Regions from separate parts of the Homo sapiens genome. Here region 1 is linked to region 2. Evidence: read pairs that join two places in POLR2A ChIA-PET (ENCODE). Cell type or tissue: Caco-2. All regions are shown on one strand. Each heading gives the region's core, and the rest is flanking DNA. Links, peaks and the distances in the headings are about the cores only. Region 1 overlaps EFCAB8 (EF-hand calcium binding domain 8). Region 2 overlaps C20orf203 (chromosome 20 open reading frame 203).

Region 1 (4,387 bases), core at 312-4,311, 240 kb after region 2:
TGAGCCACCGTGCCTGGCCTGGTTCTCCTTTTCTTTGGAGAGTTTTCTTTGTCTCAATCCTTCCTCTTTGTTAATTGTATGGAAATGGGAGTTGGTCTTTTTTAGTGCCTCCCCTCCCCACACTGCTGTGGGACCAACACAGTGCTCCCATATGGCGGGTTTTCAGCCAGGACTTGTGGGGTGGTTGAATGTTGAGCAGATAAGATGCAAAAGATAACCATGTGAGGACAGAAGCGTCCGGAATTGGCCTAGCCTGGGGTGGCTGGGGTGGATGCTGAGATGTGAGGAGGGGAGACAGGGCCAAGAGGGGCTGGATTTGAGGTTTGAGGGGCTGGAGGAGGCAGCCTCCTAAGGGCCCCGTCTTTGGCTGGAGCCATCTCCCTTCTGTGCCCCCTGCAGTGGACCAGCTGAGGACCGTAGGGGAGGCAGCACCAAGACTGCCTTGAACTGAGCACACCTGGTAAACATGGTGGTTTTTTTTTTTTTTTTTTGAGACAGAGTTTTCTCTCTTGTTGCCCAGGCTGGAGTGCAGTGGTGCGATCTCAGCTCACTGCAACCTCTGCCTCCTGAGTTCAAGGGATTCTCCTGCCTCAGCCTCCCAAGTAGCTGGGATTGCAGGTACCCACCACTGTGCCCAGCCAATTTATTTTTGTATTTTTAGTAGAGACAGGGTTTCACCATGTGGATCAGGCTGGTCTTGAACTCCTGACCTCAAGTGATCCACCTGCCTCAGCCTCCCAAAGTGCTGGAATTACAAGCATGAGCCACCGCGCCTGGCCGTAGATGTGGTCTTCAGTGTGTCCCCCTCAGCACCCAGACACTTGAGAACTCCGTGGCAGTGATGGGCCGAGGGACTTGTGAGGAAGGGGATGATGCTCTCTGTTCTCTCTTTGAAGCCCTGGGCATGGACGCCTTCATCAAGGCCATGAAGAAGGTTCTGAGCAGTGTGTCGGACGAGATGCTAAAGGAGCTGTTTTTGAAGGTGGACTCGGACTGTGAAGGCTTTGTCACCTGGGTGAGGAGGGTGCCCCTGCTTCCTCAGGTGCTGGAGGGAGGCTGGAGGGTCCAGTCCTTGACCAGTTGGTGGGGCTGAAGATGGGAGGCCATCACGATGTGGGAAAGCCTCCCTGTGGATTCTGGCCCCAGTCGGGGGACTTGCCTGGTGGAGACGTCCCTCCTAAGACCTGTGTGAGCTGAGTTCCTGGCAGCTCATTCCCCAGGGACAAGTGTCGTTGGCCCCTGTGTGAGACCTACTGAGTGTGCAGCGGTGACCCCACCTGCCACGCGGCTGTGGTGCCCACCAACCTCCCATTTGGCTTGGGGGATTCAAGCTGGTACCACGACCATCTCATGACCCTTCACTGTCACTCAGGAATAGGCCAGCCTGTGGCTGTTACATCTAAAAGTGTCAGGCTTTTACAGCATCATAATAATAATGCTTTCATGTTTTTCTGGTTCTAAACGTTCGACAATGGGAATATACAGCTTTTTAAGCATACAGAAAAGTACCAAGGATAGTCTGACAAATTGATGTAGCAAAGATGACAATGATAACTAGCATTTACACCAAGCACTGTGCTAAGCTCTCTATGTATTATTTTACTTAAACCTCATAGGAATCCTATGGGGTAGGTGCTATTACTTACCTCTATTTCGGCCGGGCACAGTGGCTCATGCCTGTAATCCTAGCACTTTGGGAGGCCAAGGGGGGTGGATCGCTTGAGCTCAGGAGTTCAAGACCAGCCTGGGTAACGTGGTAAAACCCTGTCTCTACAAAAAATACCAAAAATTAAACGGGTGTGGTGGTGCACGCCTATAGTCCCAGCTATTTGTGGAGCTGAGCTGGGAGGATTGTTTGAGCCCAGGAGGTTGAGGCTGCAGTGAGCTGAGATTGCACCACTGTACTCCAGCCTGGGTGACAAAGTGAGACCATGTCTCAGGAAAAAAACAAAACAAAACAAAAAACTTACCTCCATTTGACAGATTGGGAAACTGAGGCATGGGGAAGTTAGGAGTTTGCCCAGGGCTTCAGACTCATCAGCACTGGAGCCAGTATTCAAACCAGGGAGGGTGCCTTGAGAGTCCCTGCGTTAACTGCCGTCTCATAGCTCTCCTCAGCATAGGTATACATTCTGGGTTTTCTTCTTCTCAATTTTCTTGTTTTTATTTATTTCTTTCTTTTTTTTTTTTTTTTTTTGAGATGGAGTCTTGCTCTGTCGCCCAGGCTGGAGTGCAATGGCACGATCTTGGCTCTTTGCAACCTCTGCCTCCCAGGTTCAAGTGATTCTCCTGCCTCAGCCTCCCGAGTAGCTGGGATTACAGGCACCCACCACCACACCTGGCTAATTTTTGTATTTTTAGTAGAAACGGGGTTTCACCATGTTGGCCAGGCTGGCCTGGAACTCCTGACCTCAGGTAATCCACCTGCCTCAGCCTCCCAAAGTGCTGGGATTACAGGTGTGAGCCATTGCACTTGGCGGTTTTTATTTCTCTTAATGTTCTATAATAAACATTTCCTTTAGAACAATGAGGCCAACTGAAAGAAAAAGAATAAAAAGCAATTTAACCCCCTCGCATTCCTAGCATTCTCAGGGCTTTACCCAGTGGTCCTTGTTTACAACCCCGTTTCTTGTTACAGCTTCATATGGTGGCTGCTTTGGGCCTTGGCCATGTTTTCCAGCAGCTGGGCAGTGGAATGGAGTCTGGAGTTGCGCCAGTGGCCCTGGTGTGGGTGCTCCCTGCTGTTAACTTGATGTTTGAGCATGGGCATCTCACATCCTTACAGGGGCCTGAGTTTTATTATCCATAGGGGAGAGTGAATAAAGAGCTCCCAGGGTGATGCCAGTTGTGGGGGTGATCTGAGGATGCACTTAGCGCCTCAGGACGGCGAGGGAGACGCTGCTGTGCTCTTTCAGTGAATGCTGCGAGTAGGCCCTTCCCATACTCAGGATTCAAGAACAGGTCTGCTGTCCAAGCGCAGTGGCTCACACCTTTAATCCTAGAACTTTGGCAGACCACTTGAGCCCAGGAGTTCGAGACCAGCCTGGGCAACATGGCGAAACCCCATCTCTACAAAAAATACAAAAATTAGCTGGGAATTGTGGCATGCATTTGTGGTCCCAGCTACTCAGGAGGCTGAGGTGGGAGGATCACTTGAGCCTGGGAGATTGAGGCTGCAGTAAGCTGTGATCACACCATTGCACTCCAGCCTGGGTGACAGAGCAAGGCCCTGTCCCAAAAGGAAAAAAAAAAGGCCGGGTGTGGTGGCTCATGGTTATAATCCCAGCACTTTGGGAGGCTGAGCAATAAACTGTGATCACACCACTGCACTCCAGCCTGAGTGACAAACAGAGAAAGAGCAGGTCTGTTGCTTGGCCACCTGCCCTGGCCAGTACTTGGGAAGCAGCCACCAGAGCCTATCGGAAGGGCCTGGGAGAGATGGGGTGGTGAGGGGGACCCTGGGAATCAGGCTTGAGTTCTTTTTTTTTTTTTTTTTTTTGAGACGGAGTCTCGCTCTGTCGCCCAGGTCGGACTGCGGACTGCAGTGGCGCAATCTCGGCTCACTGCAAGCTCCGCTTCCCGGGTTCACGCCATTCTCCTGCCGAGTTCTTGAAACTGAAGGCTGAGACCATTTTGCCAATACCCTGCCTCCCTTGTGCTTTCTTTCGAGGCAGCAAAAGTATGTGGATTACATGATGCGTGAGTTCCAGGGAAAAGAGGACATGCGAAAGAGCCAGTACCGCCTGCACTTCTACCTTCCCATGACGGTCGTCCCCCTGTAAGGAGCCTCTTCCTGGGCCTTGGTGGGTGGGGTGACTGGACAAGTGCTGGTGCCAGCCTGCAGTGAGCCCCTCCCTCAATCCGTGACCTTGCTGGTGCTGACCAGGGGCTGGCATCAGCCTGCTGCCTGATGTCCTTTGGCTCATTTCAACCTCACAGCCCTGTAAGTGTTAGGACTAAGGTACGTGATTTGTCCCCATTTTATAGATGAGGCCACTGAGGTCTGGAGAGGTCAAATGGCTGGCCCCAGGCCAATAGGTAGAAAGTGGCGGGCTGCTGTGTTTGGCCCTCTCAGCCCCCATTCCCCAGTATACAGCATTGCTTCACCTGCTTCCTGTGCTAGTTGGTGCAGAGTGGGTCTGGCAGTTTCATCATAGGGGCACAGGTGGCACAGGTGGCCAGCACAGGCAGGAATAGGAGTTTCCTCCCAGGCAACAGGAAGGGAATTGCTCCTCAAGCCCCCAGCCAGGCCCTGGAGGCCTCAGAGTGGCTGGCCCCGGGAGTAGGTCCCTCTGTTACTCCTGGAGCTGGTGGCACCACCCTGCCTTGGCTTCTGCCTGACCGCTCTGCTCACTCCTCCTCCTCGTGGCTCCTCCACCCGCTGTGC
Region 2 (4,387 bases), core at 170-4,169:
AAGCTGTCCTCAGGTGTGGACGCGTGGCTCTAGGAAGCCCAGCACCCTCCCGAGTACCTAGCCAGCTCCGGGCCCAGCAGGGCTTCCGAGAATTTCATGTCCAGAAATTTATCAGAAAAAAACACAACAAAACAATCAGCAATGTGGACATGAAGTTACGCAGGACGGAGGATGTTTACTGCGGTGTTTTTATCACAGAAAACGAGTGAAACAGCCTCTGTGCCCAGCCACGAGAAGGGGCCACACTTGTCAAAGGGCCACCACCGGCTGGAGTCATCCAAAAGGCTGAGGAGTCAGATTTCAGAGACTACTTAAAGGCACCAGACAATGCATCTGATGTAACTGTAGGTAAAAGACAGCAAGAGGCAAACTATTTTTTATTAGGAGACCTACATATGCATATATATATATATATGAAATGATATTAGGAAGAAATGTGTCAAATGCTTCACAGTGGTTATCTCTGGTGATGGACTAACCTGGGGGTTGTAGTTCCTTTTTAAAAATAATTTCAGCCAGACGCGGTCTCTCACACATGTAATCCCAACACTTTGGGAGGCCAAGGTGGGCGGATCACTTGAGGCCAGGAATTTGAGACCAGCCTGGCCCATGTGGCAAAACTCTGTCTCTACCAAAAATACAAAAATTAGCCGGGCATGGTGGTGCATGCCTGTAATCCCAGCTACTCAGGAGGCTGAGGCAGGAGAATCACCTGGGAGGCGGAGGTTGCAGTGAGACAAGATTGTGCCACTGCACTCCAGTCTGGGGAATAGAGTGAGACCGTGTCTCAAAATAAATAAATAAATAAAAATGGGCCAGACACGGTGGCTCATGCCTGTAATCCCAACACTTTGGGAGGCCGAGGCAGGCAGATCATGAGGTCAGGAGTTCAAGAGCAGCCCGACTAACATGGTGAAACCCCATCTCTACTAAAAAATACAAAAATTAGCCAGGCATGGTGGCACATGCCTGTAATCCCAGCTACTCGGGAGGCTGAGGCAGAATTGCTTGAACCCGGGAGATGGAGGTTGCAGAAGGCCAAGATCGCACCACTGCACTCCAGCCTGAGTGACAGAGTGAGATTCCATCTCAGAAAGAAAAATAAATAAATAATAATAATCATTTCCTCGGCTGGGCACCATGGCTCATGCCTGTAACCCCAGCACTTTGGGAGGCTGAGGTGGGGGGATTGCTTGAGCCCAGGAGTTCAAGACCAGCCTGGACATGAGGATACCTTGTCTCTACAAAATACAAAAATTAGCTGGGCATGGTGGTGTGTGCCTGTAGTCCCAGCTACTCGGGAGGCTGAGGTGGGAGGATCGCTTGCCTAGGTGACAGAGCAAGACCCTGTCTAAAATAAACATTCCTGTGTTCTCTGATTTTGTAATGGTGGGCCAGTCTCACATTTTCATTTTCAGAGACAGATTCTAGGAGGCAACTCCATGAGGCCACAACTTCTCTTTCCAGCATCCTCCTGAGCCATGCCTCCCAGCCCAGCAAAAACCCCCAGGGAGCCACCCGGAATGACGTGTCGTCCTCCCATCCCGTGTACAGTGAGCCCACGTGCTCTGACTCCTGCCGTTCCTGTCTGAATGCCCTCTGCTTTCTCTCTCCATCTGGCACAGTTCCCCCAGCCCCCAGGCCCCCCTCAGGGTCCTTCCACTGGGGAGGTCATGCACACCGAGCACCCTTGCCACTGAACAACGGGTGTGCATGCCCAGATACTTGCCTGGATGGTGAGCTGCTGGGGGAAGGACCTGCCTTACCTCTTTCTTCCCCAGGGGCTTTATAGGGCCCAGGATTTATTTCTATTTGTTTCCCGCCTCCAATATCTTATTTCGAAAATGTCCAAACCAAAGATAATGGTATAATGAACACCCTTCGCTTAGATTTGCCACAATTTGCTTTTTCTCTCTCTCTTTGTCTTGCTGAACTAGTGCAGACATCTGAACACTTGGCCAGGGCTGGGGATTTGGAAGGTGCTTAACGCCTGCTGGAATCAACGAAAGGGAGAGCAAGGACACGGCGCTGCTCCCCTCTGCCTTTGGCCCCAGTGGATAACCTTGCACAGCAAAGCGCTGGCCTTTCTAAAATGCTAACACAGAGGAGCTGCCCACCTACTTGGAGGCTGGCTGCCAACAGTCAGCACAGCCCCTCTGCAGACACGCAAGGCCCCTGTCATCCCTTCCTGCCTCATCGCTCACTGAGCCCTGGAAGACAGCCTCGTCCTCACACCCACCTGCGCCCCCCATGTGCTGCTGGACTTGGGCCATGGAACCTCTGTCCTCCCCGCTCACCCAGGGAGGGCATATATCTCTTCCATGTCCCTTGCAAACCTGACATCCTCAGAGAAGTGGAGGACTTCCCTGATATTTCCTCTGCCCCTTGGCACCAAGGGCAGCCTCTGTTGGAGTGACCCATTCATCCTGGTCTGCCCAGGACTGCCCAGTTTTAGCAATGAAAGTCCAGTGTCCTGGAACCCCTCAGGCCTGGGCAAACCAAGAGGACTGGTCACCCTGGCTTCTGTTGACTCTCACTGGGTGGGCAGGACATGTTCACACTCCCACTGCCGGGAGACAGCAGCCTGAGAGTCACCAGGGGCAGGGGCTGGGCTGCTCTCTACCTCCCCAACCCTGCCAAGGCCAGGCCACAGAAGAGGCCCAAGGACAGGCTTGCTGACGCTGGCTCACTGCCTAGAGGAAAGAAGAAATGAACCAGCACAGGGCTGGGTGCAATGGCTCACGCCTGTAATCCCAGCACTTTAGGAGAAGGGCAAGGCAAGTGGATCTCCTGAGGTCAGGAGCTTGAGACCAGCCTGACCAACATGGTGAAACCCCATCTCTACTAAAAATACAAAAATTAGCTGGGCGTGGTGGCAGGCGCCTATAGTCTCAGTTACTGGGGAGGCTGAGGCAGGAGAACCGCTTGAACCCAGGAAGAGGAGGTTGCAGGGAGCCAAGATCACGCCACTGCTGCACTCCAACCTGGGTGATAGAGCAAGACTGTCTCAAAATAAAAAGAAAGAAAGAAAGAAAAAGAAACGAATGAGTAGACAACGAAACAGTAATCTTGCCTCCTTCAAATCTGCTCAGATGTCACCTCCTCCATGAGGCCTTCCCTGACTGCCATCTCAGATGATAGCCTCCCCACTCCCCACCCCCACTTTACAGGCTTCCCTAGCATGTATCACTGACTGACATTCTCCATGTCATTTGTTCACTTTCACTAGGGTCCGTCTCTTGGACTACAGTGTCAGCTCCACATGGGCAGGGGTTTTTATCTGTTTTGATCACTGAGGTATTTCTGATGCTTAGAATAATAGGTGTTCAGTAAGAATTCATTGAATGAATGAATCCTTGCTTTCCTGCAAAAGATGGAGCCTCCTGGCCTTCTCACACATTTGGTCTTTTGTTTAATTTGTTCAACAGACATCAGTGCCCTCTGCGTCACTGTGTGTGCATGCATGCATGTGTGTGGGTGTAGGTGTGTGTGCATGTGCCTGTGTGTGTGCCTGTGTTTGTGTGTGTGCAGGTGCATGTATGGGCGTGTGTGTGCGCCCATGTGTCTGTGCGTGTGTGTGCATTGTGTACTTGTTGTTTGCATGTGTGCTTGTGTGTGTGTGTGTGTGTATACAAAGCAGAGTGCCCAATCTGATGGCAGGAGGGGCAGAGGCCAGGGTGAGGACTCAAAGAGCCATCATGCCTGGTTGTATGTGAAGCCAAGGACCTGGCATTTGGGGGTGGGTTCTCTGGGGCAGGACCCTGAGCTCTTTGCAACAGCCTTAAAAGAAAGCCTGGACTGTAATAACCATGGCCAACATATATTGAACACTTGCTATGTCCCAAGCACTGTTCTGTGTGCTTCATGTATGTTTTCTCAGTTAATTCTCAAATCTCTGACATGTAATTGTCCCCATTTTGCAGATGAGGCTGGGGAGCCTAAGTGACTTGCTCAGGGGACCACAGCAAGAAAGTGGGGGTCACAGTCAGACTCTGGAGGGTGCTGCTAACCCTGGTGCTGGAGACTCCATTTGCAGAAGAGGAAGGAGGATCAGTGAGGTGAAGTCACTTGCCCAGGGTCACAGAGGTGGTCTGCTGAGATTTACAGCAGGTCCAGGACACCAGAGGAGTCTGAGGTCCCACTTGGTGGCCACCCTGGAAGAGGTGAGGGTAACCAAAGGGAAGAGGACAGAGACCCAGAGCCAGGCAGGAGCTGTGCTTGAATGCAAAACAGCTGCACAAAACTGGAGGACAGGAGGGACCGGGTCTGACTGGGGAGATGGAGGCCAACTTCTCAGCAAAGCTGTCCTTGCTTCCTCTTCTCTCCTGAAAAATGGCCACAGAAGCCGTGGACCACCTGTCTCCAGGCCTCCACATGGGCTGGCTGC

What was found. ChIA-PET counts read pairs that join two places held together with the same protein. Peaks named below come from ENCODE experiments on the same cell type or tissue, not always from the same donor. Only the 100,000 strongest peaks of a DNase experiment are listed, where the experiment ranks them.
Region 1: POLR2A ChIA-PET joins it to region 2 with 10 read pairs; 3 of 35 experiments call an interaction of 5 or more read pairs at or near these places.

The regions. Positions count from the first base shown.
Region 1 is chr20:32,875,030-32,879,416 of GRCh38, forward strand. EFCAB8 (EF-hand calcium binding domain 8) reads left to right here. Exons shown (of 27, transcript NM_001143967.2): 4 at 897-1,015; 5 at 3,675-3,778. Among named protein-coding and RNA genes, the nearest start is that of EFCAB8, 18 kb to the left of the region's middle. RefSeq lists enhancers at 1-723, 724-1,693, 2,530-2,699. In Caco-2, for the core only: no CTCF peak of the experiment used is centred there; no DNase peak of the experiment used is centred there.
Region 2 is chr20:32,634,405-32,638,791 of GRCh38, forward strand. All of the region lies in intron 5 of C20orf203 (chromosome 20 open reading frame 203), which reads right to left. Among named protein-coding and RNA genes, the nearest start is that of C20orf203, 37 kb to the right of the region's middle. RefSeq lists a silencer at 4,116-4,303. In Caco-2, for the core only: no CTCF peak of the experiment used is centred there; DNase peaks (open chromatin) are centred at 2,147 and 2,644.